2 separate regions of the Mus musculus genome follow, and region 2 is linked to region 1. Evidence: chromatin loops called from intact Hi-C (ENCODE). Cell type or tissue: gastrocnemius. All regions are shown on one strand. Links, peaks and the distances in the headings refer to the core of each region. The heading gives the core; the rest is flanking DNA. Region 1 holds the start of Dusp8 (dual specificity phosphatase 8). Region 2 holds the start of Gm10013.

What was found. Hi-C counts contacts between places; a loop is a spot of excess contacts. Peaks named below come from ENCODE experiments on the same cell type or tissue, not always from the same donor. Only the 100,000 strongest peaks of a DNase experiment are listed, where the experiment ranks them.
Region 2: a loop joins it to region 1, with 2.6 times the contacts of the local background. A loop is called at or near these places in 1 of 42 quality-filtered maps.

What each region holds. Positions count from the first base shown.
Region 1 is chr7:142,093,352-142,101,676 of GRCm38, reverse strand. It overlaps Dusp8 (dual specificity phosphatase 8), which reads left to right and starts at 6,393. Exons shown (of 7, transcript NM_008748.3): 1 at 6,393-6,754. It overlaps Gm32786 (a long non-coding RNA gene), which reads right to left and starts at 7,511. Exons shown (of 7, transcript XR_870057.3): 1 at 7,338-7,511; 2 at 5,599-6,000; 3 at 4,733-4,817; 4 at 2,879-3,067. In gastrocnemius, for the core only: CTCF peaks have their summits at 3,633 (motif pointing right) and 5,860; DNase peaks (open chromatin) are centred at 6,331, 7,070, 7,251, 7,860 and 3 more places; H3K4me3 peaks cover 2,750 bases; H3K27ac peaks cover 2,759 bases.
Region 2 is chr7:142,279,903-142,288,227 of GRCm38, reverse strand. Gm10013 reads left to right here and starts at 7,289. Exons shown (of 2, transcript XM_011242029.2): 1 at 7,289-7,916; 2 at 7,954-8,026. The coding sequence starts at 7,289. The coding sequence ends at 8,003. Gm45889 (a long non-coding RNA gene) reads right to left here and starts at 5,014. Exons shown (of 2, transcript XR_870059.2): 1 at 4,762-5,014; 2 at 1-160. It overlaps B130016D09Rik (a long non-coding RNA gene), which reads right to left and starts at 4,765. Exons shown (of 1, transcript XR_003946899.1): 1 at 1-4,765. In gastrocnemius, for the core only: CTCF peaks have their summits at 2,800 (motif pointing right), 3,380 (motif pointing right) and 4,104; DNase peaks (open chromatin) are centred at 2,856, 3,363, 3,802 and 4,082; H3K4me3 peaks cover 1,866 bases; H3K27ac peaks cover 1,734 bases.

The DNA of each region.
Region 1 (8,325 bases), core at 185-8,184:
TACCTGTACTTAGGGACCTACAGATGTTCTGAAACAACACACACCATACAGGAGGACGATCACAAACCTGGTATTCGCGTTTCTTTTCTGTTGGTGTGACAAATACTACAAAAACCTGACCAAACACGTCTTTGGGAGAGAAAGGGTTTATTTGGATTGCAATTCCTGGTCACAGTTCATCACTGAGAAGAACTAAGGCAGGAACCTGAGGCAAGAGTTTGAACATAGGTCTGCTTGCTATTCTACACAGCATTACCTCCGACCCAGGAACTCACTTTACAATCAAAGAATCATGGCAAGCACCATGGAGGAATGGCTTGCTGGCTAGCAGACAGGCTGGTTCATGCTTCCTAGCTTTTCTATACGGTTCAGAACCACGGGCTTAGGTATGGTTTCACTACACAGTAGGGCAGGCCTTCCTACAGCAATAAACAATCAAAATAACCCCTCCCACTCAGGCCCATAGACCAATCCGGTCTAGGCAGTTCTTCTTCAGTTCTTCTCAATTGACTCTAGACTGTATCAAGTTGACAGGTAAAGCTAACCAGGATACCTAGGTAGCAACTGCCACTGGGCACAGTAGCCTGGGGAGGTGGGAAGTGGTGGGAATGGGATGTCTCCTGTTGCTTTTCTAATCTGAGACAATGAGGACAAAACAGGACAGTGTTGAATTTACTTCATGTGGCAGCTAGATACTTGTTATATTGTGTCCCCTGCCGCCCCCAACCCCTGCCCAGGTTTCATTGTAAGTCTGTGCCATAATTTAAAAATAAAATAGTCTGAAATGTGTACTAAGGACACATGGAAGAACACCACCCATTATTAAATAAATAATCTAATCTATTAAAAAATAAATAAAAGGGGCCTGGAGGGGTAGCTCACTGGGTAAATCGCTTGCTGTGCAAACCTGAGGACCTGACTTTGAATCCTCAACATCTGCATAAACATAAGGTAGGCTTGTAGTCCCAGCACTCAGGATACAGAGACAAGAGATCCCTGGAATAAGCCAGGTCGTTAGACTAACCAAGAAGGTGAGCTTTGTGTTCAAATGAGAGATCCTGGCCTAATATAAGGTGGCAAACAATTAAAGAAGATACCTCTAGATAATAACCTCTAGCTTCTACATCCATTTATGCACACCCACACATACATGCGCCTGCAGCTATACACATTCAAACATGTACGCACATGTATTAAGAAAAAAACAATTTTTAAAATAGATGACCCAGAATTGTAATCCAAATAAACCTTCACTTACCCAAAAGTTGTTTTTGAGTATTTGTCACATCAGCAGGAATGAAAACACCAGGTCCGTGGGTGGCTTCCCACACTGTGTTTGTAGTTTCACCACACCTGTAAGTCCCTGTGTGTAGTACCTATGATGTCAGAAACCTGTAATTCCAGCACCCAGAAGGCAGAGGCAGTGAGATTACCATGAACTCCAATCATCCTGGACTATAGAGTGAGTTCAAGGTCAGTGGGTTACAGAGCAACATCTTGTCTCAGGAAAGGGCTAGGGGTGGGATAAACACCGGTTGGAATAGCACTGCAAGCCTCCTGGAAATACAGCAACACACGGACGTAATTGTGGGAGAGCTACAATGAAGAAGCATTTCCCCGGCTTGGAGAAGCATAACGGCAGAGTCCATACCCATTTCCACATCTGTGTCTGAGTACTGACAGCATTCACCCATGAACAAGTGAAGGGCTGGGCTTAAGGGGAGTCTGTTTACTTAAATGCAAACATTTTTAGTTGCCAACCCATCATCTTCCATAGTGGCCACACCAGTCTACATCCCTGACAATAGAGAAGAGGCTTCACTGTCCCCCACATTCTCATCAGCATCTGTTGCTTTTGTTCTCTTGAGTCTGACTGGGGCGAGATGGAATTCCAAACTGGATTTAATTAACATTTCCCTGATGTATGCATGTTTTCCAAACAAATAAAAATAGGACTACCATATAGCCCAACTACTAGTAGCCCCCAGGGCCATAGACCAAGGCTAGGTCCATATTCCACAGAAATACTTGCACACCCACATTTGCTGCTACACCAGCCAGGAAATGGAATGACTCTAGATATCCATCCACAGATGAATGGCTAGAGAAAATACACACAAAATCGGATGCAACTACAACATTAAATGAAATACATCAAGGCTCAGAAAGACAAACACTACGTGTTTTCTCTTGTAAAAAGAATGCAGACATTTTTGGTGGTGGTGGTGGGAAGGGGTACAGGACATGAATCTAGAAGAAGTAAAGGCTGGGGAGATGGCGCAGGTGTTAAGAGTGCTACTTGGCCAAGCCTGAGAACCAGCTTTGGGTCAAAGCACCAATGTAACAAAGTCTCAGAGATGCTTGTAACCCTGGCGCTCACAGGAGTAAAGACAAAGATCTCTGGAGCTTGCTGGCTTTTAGCATAGCTAGAAAAGTAGAAGTTCTAAGTTCAGGAAAAGACTCTGTCTCAAAGGCAAAAGTGATAGAAGAAGATATATTCTATGTGTGCACAAATGCACATAAAGTGCATGCCCATGTGAAAGCACACACACATCTGCATACACACAAACTAAAAAGAGAACAATGAGAAGGGACCCTAAGGGATGTGGGAGAGGAGAAAGAGAGGAAAATGGAATCTGTGTGAGGGAAGCAGGGGGAGCTACTAGGGGGACAGAAAAGCTGCCAGAAAGAGAGAGGCATGGGGATGGTGGAGGGCAGTTGTGGTGTGTGTGTGTGTGTGTATGTGTGTGTGTGTGTGTGTGTGTGTGAAGTATCATAATGAAACCCATAACTTCGCATGCTAAGTTTATATTTTAAAGGGGTAGATAGTAACAGGAAGACTAGAGAGAGGTTAAGAACAGCAGTTAAGAACACTTACTGCTCCTGCAGAGGACCCAGGTTCAGTTCCCAACACCTACATGTCACTCACAACAGTCTGCAAACCCAGTTCCAGGGCATGTGACTTCATCTTCTGGCTTCTGAGGGCATTGTGTGAGTATGGTGCTCACCCACACATGCAGGCAAATGTTTATAGACATTAAACATAAATAAGTAACAGCCACTTCATCTGTTAAGAAAAAATAACAAAGAACATCTCCTTTTTAAAGAGCTAAAAAAAAAAAAAAAACAGTTTGAACGGTGGTACATGGGGCTGAGGAAGATAAATTCTAGCAGGGACCAATGTTCCATTCTGTAGGAAGACACAGAGTTCTGCAAATGGATGGTGGTGGCAATATATAGCAAAATGAATATTCTCAAGGCTTCTGGGTTGTACTCTTCAGTGTTGAAAATGCACATGCGTATTTGACTTTAAAATATAATTTAAAAATAAAGATTGAGGATATGGCTCTGTGACAAAGTAATTGCCTAGCATCCAAAAGGCACTGGGTTGGATCCCTGGCACTGCCACACTTGTGGTAATAAAGGTAAATATATATTTTTTTTAAATCAGGAAAGGGACATCTGCTGTGCCTTAGAAGTCAGGCTGGGCAGTCCAAGGGCACAGGTGGTTCTAATGCCTCACAAACTGAAGCAGAGCTGAACAATCATTTTTCTTTGCCAGGCCGTGGGTCAGTCTCTGGGGTGACCTCCTAGCTGCACCTCAGGCGGCCAGCCTGCACAGTGTACTGTTGTGAGCAGCAGAGGGCGCACGTGGACAGAGCAGACAGACCCAAGCTCGCTGCACCTGCTAGACTTTGAGTGAACATCCAGGCTCCGCACTCTGCAGCAGCCAGTACTGCCTTAGTCTGGGCGAGCCGCTAGCACTTGCAGGGTTCTGTCAACACAAAAGAATCTAAAAGGTGTCCTCAGGCCTGGGGCCAGTGTGGTGCAGAAAGTCTGCCAGAGGTTGGATCTTGTCCTCTGTTGGCACAGATAGATGCAGCTGACTGGATTCGGCTCTGAAGAAACCACACCCTGAGACTGCTTTGCTAGCTCCAAACCTTTCTCATCAACTTTCCAGACTGCCTCATTCCTTGGGGTGTGAGGGAACAAGATGAAGAAGATGGGGATGACCCAGCACCCACTGAGAAGGCACAGGTCTACAGAGCAGGTACTGCTGGAATGGGCCATAACTAGTGTCATCTATATGGTAGAGCCTAGCATGTCTACCCACAAATTGTATGTGTATAACCATAAGTATGTCCTAACCCAAAATTATAAGCTTACTTGAAATACTTTAAGGTTTTTTTTCTTGCAACTGGATTATATCGTATACAATATTGTGTGTTCCAGTTTCAAAAGTGTGGGGACAGGCTACTGGGTAAGCCCATTTACCTGGGGGTTCCAGAAGGTGCTTGAACCTGGCAAGAATCTGCCCCCAGCACAACTGAGATCTAATTGGGCACTCCTAGAGTATCAGACCATACCCTGCCACACTCTTCCTCACCTGGATACCCTCTTAGGGGTATCTACTGGGCTCCTCTTGAGACTGGAAGAGTGAAAAGCAATGCTTGCTCTCTCTCTCTCTCTCTCTCTCTCTCTCACACACACACACACACACACACACACACACACACACTAGCACCCAACAACTCCTTTGTCAGCCTCCACACCTTCCGCCCCAAGCTCTTTCAGGGCTGCTGCTGCCTCCTCCTGAATCCTACATGACCCGATTGCCTGAATCTGCCCAGGTCTCGGCTTGCGTTACTCCCCCTCCCCAGACCCCCAAACTCCCCATTTCCTGGACTCAGAGTGGGCAGGAAGCCAGCACATCAACCACCCCAACACTGACCTGAGTAAGCATCCAGTAGAGCTGGCCATCTTCAGCCTCGAGGGCTACCTTCAGCAGGAGGTATCAACAGCATTTAGGGCTCAGCCTGAGTCAAGGAGACAAAGATCTGAACCCAGAGCCAACCCCAAACATCCCTGGGGCTCCCCATGCTTCCTTCCTGGCAGCACTCCCAAGTTGTTTGTTTGTTTTGTGCTATTTCTGAGCCAGAGACACCTCTTCCCTCCAACCTGTATTAATCCCAGGCTAGACTCCCAGACTCCCCTTGGGCTACATAGAGAGGTTTCTGCAAGCCGGTTCTAAACACTCATAATGAACCAAGCCAAGCTGGATACAGTAGGGTAAAGGAGAAGGTCCCTGCAGAGCCTTGCCCAGCACCTAGTGTGGTCTGCAGTATTCTTCACACAATCTATACTAGCAAAGGAGTGCTCCTTCCTTTGTGCCTGCTTCACTCTCTGTGACCCTTCCTTCAACCAGCCATCTCCTAAACTCTGCCCTTCATCGAGTGAGAGGCTGGACTTCCAGGGAAAGTTCAGGACACTCCACCCCCCTCCCACCCCCCACGAGACTCATATTATCTGGTCACCTCACTGTCCACCTAGTCAGGGCCACGTTTTTGAAGTATCTGAGAAGGTCTGGCATCATGGTGGGTGCTAGTAATCTCATCACTCAGAAGGCTGAGACCAGCCTGGCATACAATAAAGAATTTTCTGCCAACCTGTTCCCGAGGAGGAGGGAAAACTAAGGGAAACGTGGCTTATGTTTGCAGGTGGACCACTTTGGCACAAGACTCCCCTTCCTCTGAGACCTGCCTGACCCCTGTGTATTTCTGCCCTAGTTGTAATTACCCATGTTTTTTGAGTGCTCACGTGGTTGTGTTCACACAGTGGGATGGAGCCGACAGTCCCCAGCGGGCAGGGGAGATGTCCGGGTGGGAGTAGAGGTCGTTTCCAAGCGGCTTTTCATTGGAAGCTGTCAAGAACTGGATGTCATAGGTAGGGGGGCAGCGCCGCCCTGGGGAGCACACCGGTGGGTCTGGAGCCCCGCCCCCTGATTTCCCGGGATGAGTGACCTGAGGCAAACCACATCGCCTAGGAGCTTCTTCTGCAAAGTGTAGAGCTGGACTTCCACCTCCAGGGGTCGTGGAGAGGACAAACGCGGATGCTGCAGGTAAGGCCCTTTGCGGCCGCAGCTCTCCATGACCCTTTTCCCTGGGCCGCACTGGGGCAGGGGAGGCGCACTCTGGGAGGGCGTCCTCTCGCGAACAAAGGCTAAGGGAAGGAGAGAAATCCGTGACAGGTTCAGTCCAGGCGGGCCGAGAGAGGGAGACCCTTGCATACTAGGACAGTAGACGCTGGTTAGAGTGCCGCGAGGCAGAGGGTTCTTGGGGATACCAGGAGCCCTGAGCTGGGAAGGCTTCCTGGAGGTGGGGAGCTGCGGCGTGCGTGGCCCCTTTAAGAACCGATGCCCGAGAAGCTTGGGGCGCGGGGGACGGAGGGCGGTGGCAGAGAGACCCACGGCCGCCGCCAGGGCTCCGCACCCAGCGCCCGCTCCGCTGACGTCACCTGCCCCCGAGCGGCTCACTCTGATTGGCTGCAGGTGACGTCAGGGGCTTTTTCGCTCGGCATGACCTCATCCCCACCGGCAGCCCCGCCCTCCGCCCCGGGCCTGTCACTCGCGGCTCCCGCGGTGGCCGAGCCGGCTCCGCGGACCCCCGCCCCACCCGGACGCCGGACGCCGGACGCTGAGCCGGGCCGGAGCTGCCGGCCGCGCCCGCCAAGTCGCGGGCTGGGATGCGCGCCGTGAGCGCGCGTGCCCGACCGCAGTACGCGCGCTCCGTCCCGAGCGAGCGCTCCCCGCGGTGGCGGCGACGACGGCGGCGGCGGCGGCGACGCGCCCCGCGCGCCTCTCCGGCCCTTGCCCCGGCTACGCGGGCCCCCGACGGGCCCATGGGTGGCGGAACGGAGCGGGCGCCCTGAGCGCGGCACCGGCGTTGGGGGCAACCCCAGGGCAAGCGAGAGCCAGGTGAGCCAGGCGCTGACAGCGGTCGAGTCCTAAGCCGGGTGTGGGCCCAGGACGTGCGGAGGTTTTTGCGGTTGTGTGCCCTGAAGGAAGAAGCTCTTTGGAGCACCGAGAATAAATGGCTCTGCCCCGCGAGCGGCGCGCGCTGCAGATCCGCGCCTGCAGTGCGCTGTCTTTCTCGGCATATTCCTTCTTATCTGGAGGGATATATATAAGAGACCTAGGGATTCGCGGGGGAGGGCTGAGATCCAGCACAGATCGGTGAGAGTCCCTGCGAAGCGCCCCCGCTGGCAGCCAGATTTGGAGAAGGTCGTCCGCGGCTGCAGCGGGCAGGGGGATGCGAAACCTCCGACGCCAGAGGGTCGGCTCCGGCCTGCGGTAGGCTCCTTATCTGGAGAGGAAGCTATAGGACCCCCCCCCACTCTTCGACTCGCATGGCTGTCCCGTCACCCCCACTTCATGGTGCTCCACTCGCCTCTGCGGATAAAGAACATCCTTACCCGACGCAGAGGCTGTAGGCGCGATGCTGGGGGAGGGGCCGGCACGGCTGCCTCCTGCAGCCTGTCTCCCTGGCCTCTCTGCCTACCTTGGGAGGGAGCGGCCAGTCAGATGCTGCTGGTACCCTTGTGCCAAACCTTGCAGGTGGAGGAGCAAGAACAGGCTCAGCTTCCACTAGATCAGACCTCTTGGAATAAATTGGCCTCTGACTCCTTGTTGACAGGGTGTGCTGCGCCTGCAGCAGATAGATTGGGGGCCTTGATGGTGCAGTGATGGGGGTGGGGGACCAGTGTGGCATCTGCAATGCTCTGTTGTGCAGTATGGGGTGGGGGTGGAGGTGCTTCGGGTCAGGGGCACGGCTTCTTTCACAGTATGAATGAATTCAGAATGGAAATCCAGTGACCTGTAGACCCAGCCTCACATTTACTTGCCCCTAGGGTAGCTGGGTGGGTGAGGGTAGCTTACAGTGCCAGGCTCTGCCCTGGGAGATCAGAGTCCCCGTGCATTCACTATTTGGTTAGCAGGCACCTGATACAGATGAGCAGATCATGTGACCAGGAGCTGTAGGTTCATCTTTATGTCTGACTTGCTGCAGTCAGCTTAGGGACCTCAGGAGAGTTGCTGGGCAGGTTCTCGTTCCCTCCTGCTCTGTGCCCTTGGGGATACTTGAGGATACCTCTGGGGACTTAGCACTGAACACAGACGCAAAAAGATGCTTCAAGTCAATGTGTATAGGACTCCTGCCAACATCTTTCTTCTTGGGCTGATACTGAGGTTTCAACTCAGAAGTTTCAACTGGACAGTATTTCGGTGGGGTGCATCTGTGGGTTTGGAGAGAGTTCAATATGCAGCTCACAGAGGAAGCAGGGAGAGGCTGAACCCACAGCAAGAGAGATAGTTATGCTGTGCTCCTAAGAAATGTGTGAGCCAAAGACCCTGACTGGACCTCTCAGGACCACAGCTCCCTCTGACCTCCACTGTCTCTTTTTTTGGCCTGGCTATTTGCCTGACTGAGACAATGTTTCTGTTCCCTCTCCTGGGGCAAGGGTGCAGGGTAGACTGGCCAGAGAAGCCAA
Region 2 (8,325 bases), core at 319-8,318, 190 kb before region 1:
CTATGTCACCGGCCTCGTTAATGATTAGCCAGGTTAATTATAGAGTCGATAAGGACTTTTCTTAGCTTGGCCTACCACTGGCGATTTGCTTCTCATCAGGCAAAGACACAGCCAAATCTCGATGATCAGGAGTGGCTTCTTTCGAGGCGCTTTCAGTTTTCTGCAAAGAAGCACATTTAGAAAGTTCCTCAGGGTTTTTCTTCCCTGGACAGTTATATGGTTTTATTAGGCGCTCAGGGAGCCATCTAGCATTTTGTGCTCTTGAATCATAGATGCAAGCATGTCCTTTGCCCCATATAAGGACTGGGTCTGGACCCTGCCATTTATTGGACAAAGGGTCTCTCCAATAGCTTGTGCATAGTTATTTGCAGTAGAAGGATGCCAGAGGCGATCTGCAGCAGACTTGCCTGCATTGTCGTATGTAAGAAAATTTAAGACAAATAATGCATGATTTAAAAGTGTCTTGGAGTTACCAGACTGAGGATATAGAATTTCCCGCCCTCCCCAGACTGTAATTTGAAAAGCATGTTTTTAAGGGTTTGATGAGTTCTTTCTAAAATACCTTGGCCTTGGGGATTATAGGGAATGCCAGTAATATGTTTAATGCCCATTTGAGCACAAAACTGTTTAAAGCTGGCACTAGCATATCCTGGGCCATTGTCTGTCTTGAGGATCTTAGACTGTGGCACAGCCACCAAGCAGGAGAGAACATAGCTGATAACATGTTTGGTGGCCTCTCCCGTTTGTAAAGATGCACAGGTAAAACCACTAAAGGTATCAACAGAGACATGAATATATTTTAACTTTCCAAAGGGGGTGTAGTGGGTAACATCCATTTGCCACAGTTCACCAGGAATTAGTCCTCGGGGGTTAACTCCCACATGTGGCTCAGGTAAAAGGGTCAGGCAGCCCTTACACTGCTGGACAATTTGTCGAGCTTGTTCACAGGTGATGGAAAATTTAAGCCTCAGGGTATGGACATTGAGATGATGTAAATCATGGGCCTGTTGAGCAGCAGCAAGAGGGGTAATAGACAAAGCAGAAGCTATTACCTGGGTGGCCTGATCAACTATATCATTGCCTTCAGACAAAGGTCCAGGCAGGTCAGAATGAGCACGAATATGGCCAATAAAAAAAGGGAAGATTTCTAGCAAGAATAAGGTTCTGAAGTTTAGCAAACATTGGAGATGCGTTGGTAGAAGGGTGAATATAAGGAACGGTTTCTAAAAGGGGGAAAGAGGCAGCCACATATTTCTGACAAAGGGTAGGACTGTTGGCCATGCCTTGAGGAAGGACCCTCCATTGGAAGCAAGGAGAAGGCCCTATACAATTAGCCACTGGGAGGGTAAATGCAAAGTGTTTACAATCTTCAGGATGAAGAGGAATGGAAAAGAAACAATCTTTTAAATCAATCACTAATTTTGCATATTCCCTGGGAATAGCCACTGGAGAGGGGATCCCAGGTTGTAGGGCCCCCATAGGGACCATGGTCTTATTAACTGCTCTAAGATCTTGTAACAACCTCCATTTACCATTTCGTTTTCTTATAACAAAGATAGGGGTGTTCCAAGGCGAAGTGGAAGATCCAATGTGTCCAGCTGCCAACTGTTCCTGCACTAACTCTATGGCTGCTGACAATTTTTCTGCAGGGAGGGACCACTGGTCAAGCCAGACAGGGGTATCATCTTTCCATGTAATCTTATCTGTCTGGCGTGCAGGGAGAGCAATGGTCCTTATGAAAAATGGGAGTTGTAACCTAAGCCTGCACGATCCATCTTGGGGGCGGCCTCTATTGGTGTAGGCCTCCCTTGGCTGTTTTTACCCAGTCCCTGTCCAGGGAGATAACCCTGGGTGAGCATTTGTTGAGTAATGACTTCATTGGGACTGCACATAATGAGTCTCATTTGAGAGAGAATGTCTCTCCCCCATAAATTAACAGGCAGACCAGGGACAACATAAGGCTGAATAGAGCCAGAGTTTTCCTCACCATCTTCCCAAGTCAATAACTGTGAACTCTGGAGAGTATTTTTTGATTGTCCAATTTCCTGTAAATGAGTTAAAGAGGCCTTTAACAGCCAGGCAGCGGGCCAGGCACTTTGTGAGATTACAGTGGAATCAGCACCTGAGTCTAAGAGGCCCTCAAAGCTCTTGCTGTTTATCTTAAGGCAGAGTGTAGGGCGGTCTTTGGTAATTGCTTGGAACCAGTAAAGGTCTGATGACCCTGGCTGCGAGGAGCCACGACGTGTGCCCATTGCTGGATAGGAAGTGTCTAAAGGATAGGAAGTGTCTAAAGGTAGAGGCAGGGCTTGTGCTAGACGTTGCCCTTTGAATATAGATATTGGACTTTGAGAGGCACTAACTAAAATTTTAATTTCTCCAGTGTAGTCATTATCTACTAATGAGGGATGGACAGTAAGTCCTTTTAAAGTAGCGGAAGCACGCCCTAATATTAGAAAATAAGTATTGGGTGGAGGAGGCCCATAGACCCCCTGAGAAGGATGTGAACGCCATCCTCTCACGGGGGGCGTGGGGGGGGGGTGTTAAAACTGAGTCCAAAAACAAGTCCAATCCTGCGCTACCTGTAGTGGCTCGGGAGAGACCAGTGGCTGTTTTGTCTGCCGGCTGTTCCCTGTGGCTGGAAGAAATGGGGTGGTTTTGGGGAATCTGGGATGTCCCCCATACCTGTTTCCCTAAAAGGGAGGCAGGAGATTCCCAGAAGCATCTGTTGGGGATCGGCAGGTGCTTGCCCAATGTTTGCCTTTTTTGCAGCGTGGACAAAGAAAATTGGGCCGTGTAGGCCGAGAAGAATAGTCAGTAGGTGGTGCTGGAGCACCGTTAAGGGAAAGCGCAGTGGGACACTGTCGTGCGAAGTGTCCAGGCTGACCACATTTAAAACAGCTTTTCTGCCGGCTGGCTTGCTGAAGAGCCGCGCCTAATGCCATAACAGGCTGAAGAGCTGCACCCATTGCAAGACTGACTGTCTGGGACATTTTGTGAGTGAACATATCTACATCACGGCAAAGATGAATCATCTCATTAAGATCCTTGTTTCTAATCTTACCGCGCAAGACAGCTTTGCATGCCGAATTAGCATTTTCATAAGCCAATTGTTTAACAAGTTTATTGTCTGCATGACCCAGGGTCCTCTCTGCAGTCTCAAGCAAACGACTCACAAAATCACTATAGTCTTCCTGGGCTCCTTGAATGACTTTGGTTAGAGGCGTAATAACTGAACCTTTCATAGGAATACCGCGCCAAGCTCCCAGGGCTGCATTAGCAGTCTGAGCCAAAAGACCCACAGAGAAGTGTTTTTGCCTGGCTTCTGTCGCGTATTTACCTTGACCAGAAAGCTTTTCAAAGGTCCAGCCAGCAGATGGCGCCCGAGGATTTTTCTGATTAGCCACTGCAATTGTCTGGCACCGATCGAGGAAATCGGCTTTCCATGAGAGAAATTGCCCGCGTGTTAACACAGTTTGGATTACTTTGATCCACTCACTAGGGAGCATATGTTCGCCTCCCGGAAGAGCTTCTAGGAGCGAAAGCGTGTAGGGGGCAGATGGGCCATAAGTTCTAACCGCAGAGTTAAGCTCTTTTAAGAGCTTAAAACGTAGTCTGCGGAATTCTGTTTGTTGGACAGGAGCAGAAATTTGTTCCTCTGGCTCACGTTCTACTTCGTTTTCACACTCATAATCTTCTCCGCCCTCGCTGTTAGTGTCCGAGGAGAGGTCGGCCTGGGGCCTTTCTAAAGGCCCAATTTCTGCAGAAGCAGATTCGGCACGGGTGGCTGGGGGCTGTGTCTCCGCCGTAGAAGTGGGCGGGTCGTAGCTAGCAGCTCTCGTGGAGCGAGTAATTACGGGGGAAGCCAATGTTTTAGTTTTTACCGCTCGCGGAGCTTTCTTTTTTACGCCGCCCGAGGCTGAGGCTGGGGGAGGGGCAAGGATAGTCTCTTTTAAAGAATTTTGGAGTGAAGCGAGCTCTGTGGAAAGGCGGGCGTACTGTTGCTGGAGCTCTAAAACTTCTTGTAATCCTGCTACCTGAGACGCGAGCTTGTCTTTAGCATCAATGAGAGTAGGGACCGGCAGCGCCTGGGGCCACGGCTCGGGAGCGCAGATTGGTGGCAGGTAGGACGAGGCATTGCAGGGAGGAGCTGAAGCGCCCGGCAATCGCTCGGGCTTACGGGGACGGACTATCTCTTCCTCTAAAGTGTCTGTGTCCCCAGAAATTAAAGGGCTTTCAGCCAAAGATTTTTTAAATTCTAGATTGATCAGTGGCGGGTCAGCAGGCAATGCGCTTACCGGGATATGGGGGTAGAGAGCAGTCTGCAGGACTTCGGGCCTGTCTGCAGCTATTGGAGGCTTTTTAGTAGGGAGGGAGCTCTCTGAAGCTTCCAGAGACAGGGGACAGAGGCAATATTCTGCCACTGACAAAGGCTGCTGTTTCTCTGGATCATCAACTGCACTTTGTATTAAATCACGGATTAGACTCCAATAAGTAAATATATTTGCAGGAATAGCATCGGGGTCCTGCTTTGCCAAAATTTCACTTAATTCTCTTCCTACTCTTATCCATTTCTTACAATGTATCTCTGCGCCATCTATAATAAACCATGGACCTGCCTGGTCTATGAAAATAAAAAAGTTTATCAAATCTTTCTTTTTAACTCTAACTCCTCTTTCCCTGAGAGCCACCTTTAAGCCTTTTATAAAGGCTGCCTCTTTAGAAAGCTTAGTTCCCATTTCTCAGTGGAGATGAATCACTTACCAAGGATTTCTCTCTCCGGTGAGCTGCTGAAGCAGTCCTTCACTTCTTTTTTCTTGGGGTCCCTACGAACTTCTCTGGGGGAGTCAAACTCCGTAATCTCCACCTAAGGCAAAACGCTCCGAACCTCAGTTAGGCGCCACTTGTCCCACCCAGCAGGACCCAGTTCTTCCTGGGTGCAAGGGGGACCACAAACCTGAAGAGAAATGCGAGGAAAGGAAGGAGACGCAGAGACAAAGAAGGGTTCCTATCAAGGTCTCAGTTTATTAGGCTGAAATGCCAGGTTTTAAGGGGAATAGGGAGGGGTTGAGGGGGATCAACTAAGAACAAAGAAGTGGGCATCTGGGGACATGAAGGCCTAATTCAAACTGCAGGCGGCCAGGCACTCTTATCTCTGGAATGTAGAATCCTCCTTAACAGCCTTGGGTGTCAGGCTGGGCTCAGCTTGTAACTCATGTCCTTTGAAGTCTTGGGAGTCAGGAAGAGATAAGGAAGAGGGGACTATAATTCAGCTTTTTACAGCCTCAGGTGCCAGGAAGGAAACAGGGAGGAGGGGGTGAAGACCAGCTCCTTAGCACAAGGCCATTTGGCTTGTTAGGGTGGAAAACTTTGAAAGGCCTACTTTCTTATGGTATGGTCTCCAACATTTAGGGTGCCCATCTATGTCCTCATACAAATAAACAAAACAAAATAAAACAGGACCCCTGCTAGTCATCCTACACCCAAGTCTCTCACTAACATGCAACCAAATTAGGTGTTTATAGTACACACTAAAAATCAAGCTTGCCCTGCAAGATTGAGTACATAATAAGGTCAAAAATAAGCAGGATAGGAAATAAAGAGATGAACCCACATACGAATGTGTTCACCAAAAGACAAAGCAGAGCAGCAGAAAGATGAGACCAGCTGCTGGGTAAGACTGTGCCCTCCTGATTACTCAGCTAAAAAGGAAGGGGAGGGAGTGATGTCCCCTGCAGGAGGATTGTTAAGATGTGCTCTGCATTCATTCAGGGTGCCACAGGGTGCTGAGGACCAGATTTGCAAAGTTGTAAATTACTCCATGTCACCTTTGCTGCTCTGAGCCCCAAGGACTCTCTTATGAAGGAAGGGTCCTTCTTCCTCATATGAACTTCCCAGCTAAGCTCACCAATGGCCAAGAAAGGCTGATGCTCTCAAAAAACTCAATTTATTTCTCTGCTGTACCCTGTAGAGTCAAAATAGCTAATACTGGTTGACTGGGAAGATGAGAAACTTTGTCAGGCAAAGTAATACTGCCCCAGGGTGGATCCCTATACTTCGCTCCAACCCAGGTCACCTAGCTGTGAGCATATCTTGACTGTCTACTCAAATCCTCAGTGAAATACTTAGGATCTGGAGGTTGGGCCCTGGAGCTCTAAAAATCAAGGTTCAACCACCCTTCCTCCACAGCACAGTTACACAGACTAGTAATAACAAAACACAGAGAAGAGACACTTAGTAGAGGTGGCCACATTGAAAGGGGAACAGAGAGGGCCACTCTCTGGCATCCCTACTTGATATTCAGATTTAAATGGAGAGGAGGTGTCCATAGCTAAGCAGTCCTGGTCAAAGTATGGTCATGCCCATTACCAACCCATCATTCTCATGGCTCTCATAAGGTGGAATCTTCCCCAGGAATGAATCCCCTCCCATCCTTTACCTGCCCATGGGTCCATACAACTCACTGGAATACAGTAGAAGAACCTGGGAATTCAGAACCTCCCTCTAGATTTAGATCTGTGCTGTGACCTTGTAACTCTGGCTGACCTGTAACTCTCTATAAAGACCCAGCTAGCTTAGAACTCACAGAGATCTGTCTGCCTCTGGCTCCCAGATGCTGGGATGAAAGACATACATGTCCACACTCTAGTTTGTTGAAAAACACTACACTTACACAGGATGATATTTTCTAAGAAAGGAAAGTCATGTTGGGAAGAAAGGATGGGGCAATTCCCTCAAATCCCGCTTGTGAATACCAAGGTCTGGCATAGCCCAGGAGAAGAAGATGACCAAGTGACCTGTGAGTCACAGGTTTCAGGTCAGAGGAGGAAGCCACCAATGTTACAGCCTGATGAGAGTGAGTGCTGAGGTGGGCAAGTGGAGCCTGAAACCCAGGAGGCAGGCACACAAACAGCAGGAAGTGCTAGTGATGGGATGGGATGGGAACAAGGTTTGCCCATGTCTCTTTACAGCTCAAAGGAAGGGGGCTGGGCATCTTCTGATGGACACTTGTTAATGTTTACAAGTTAATGGGAACATCTGTGGGAAGGAAGATGAGGTAGTCTGCTTGAGAAAGGAAAAGGGAAACAAGTAATATATAGGACCAGACAACACCATGCACAAGAGAATCCTAAGCTATGACACATCCAGGATCCAGGAAGTGAGCATGGGCATCCTCACACCTGACTTGGGCAGGATATAAAGACCCCAGGGTCAGAAGGCTCCACACCAGCACACCTTCCTCTCCACCTGCTCCTCTGATCTACTCCATCCTCAACCAAACACCAGAGCCATGACCTGCTGTGGCTGTTCAGGAGGCTGTGGCTCCAGCTGTGGGGGCTGTGGCTCCAGCTGTGGGGGCTGTGGCTCAGGCTGTGGAGGCTGTGGCTCCAGCTGCTGCAAACCTGTGTGCTGCTGTAAGCCTGTGTGCTGTTGTGTTCCTGTCTGTTCCTGCTCCAGCTGTGGAGGCTGTGGCTCCAGCTGTGGTGGATGTGGCAGCTGTGGCTCCAGCTGTGGAGGCTGTGGCTCCAGCTGTTGCAAGCCTGTGTGCTGCTGTGTGCCTGTCTGTTCCTGCTCCAGCTGTGGAGGCTGCAAGCCCTGCTGCTGCCAGTCCAGCTGCTGCAAACCCTGCTGCTCTTCAGGCTGTGGGTCTTCCTGCTGTCAGTCCAGCTGCTGCAAACCCTGCTGCTGTCAGTCCAGCTGCTGCAAGCCCTGTTGCTCCTCAGGCTGTGGGTCTTCCTGCTGTCAGTCTAGCTGCTGTAAGCCCTGCTGCTGTCAGTCCAGCTGCTGTAAGCCCTGCTGCTGTCAGTCTAGCTGCTGCAAGCCCTGCTGCTGTCAGTCCAGCTGCTGTAAGCCCTGCTGCTGTCAGTCCAGCTGCTGTAAGCCCTGCTGCTGTCAGTCCAGCTGCTGCAAGCCCTGCTGTTCATCGGGCTGCGGGTCTTCCTGCTGTCAGGACAGCTGCTGAAGCTGGCTGCAATGTCCACATTTGTTGCCAAGGCAAAATCTAAGATTCTCAACTTGACCCCACCCCTCTGAACTGCTTCCTCAGCTGTGGCCTCCAGTTGATCACCAGGTTCCTGATATCTTGCATGTTCCCTTAGCACTCCTGCTTCCTACAATTTCAACTCAGATTTGGCTTTTAGTGCCACAAAGAGGCCATCTGCTCATCTACTGTGAGCTAACAAATCCCCCTCTGCAGTCATGCTACCTCTAGTGCCCTTACCACAGCCCCCCCACTCGTGCAATAAGGTGAGCATTCAGACTTACTTGGACTGTTCAGCCAAGGAATAGCAATCCCTGCTTTATCTTAAGTTCAAAATCACAAACTAA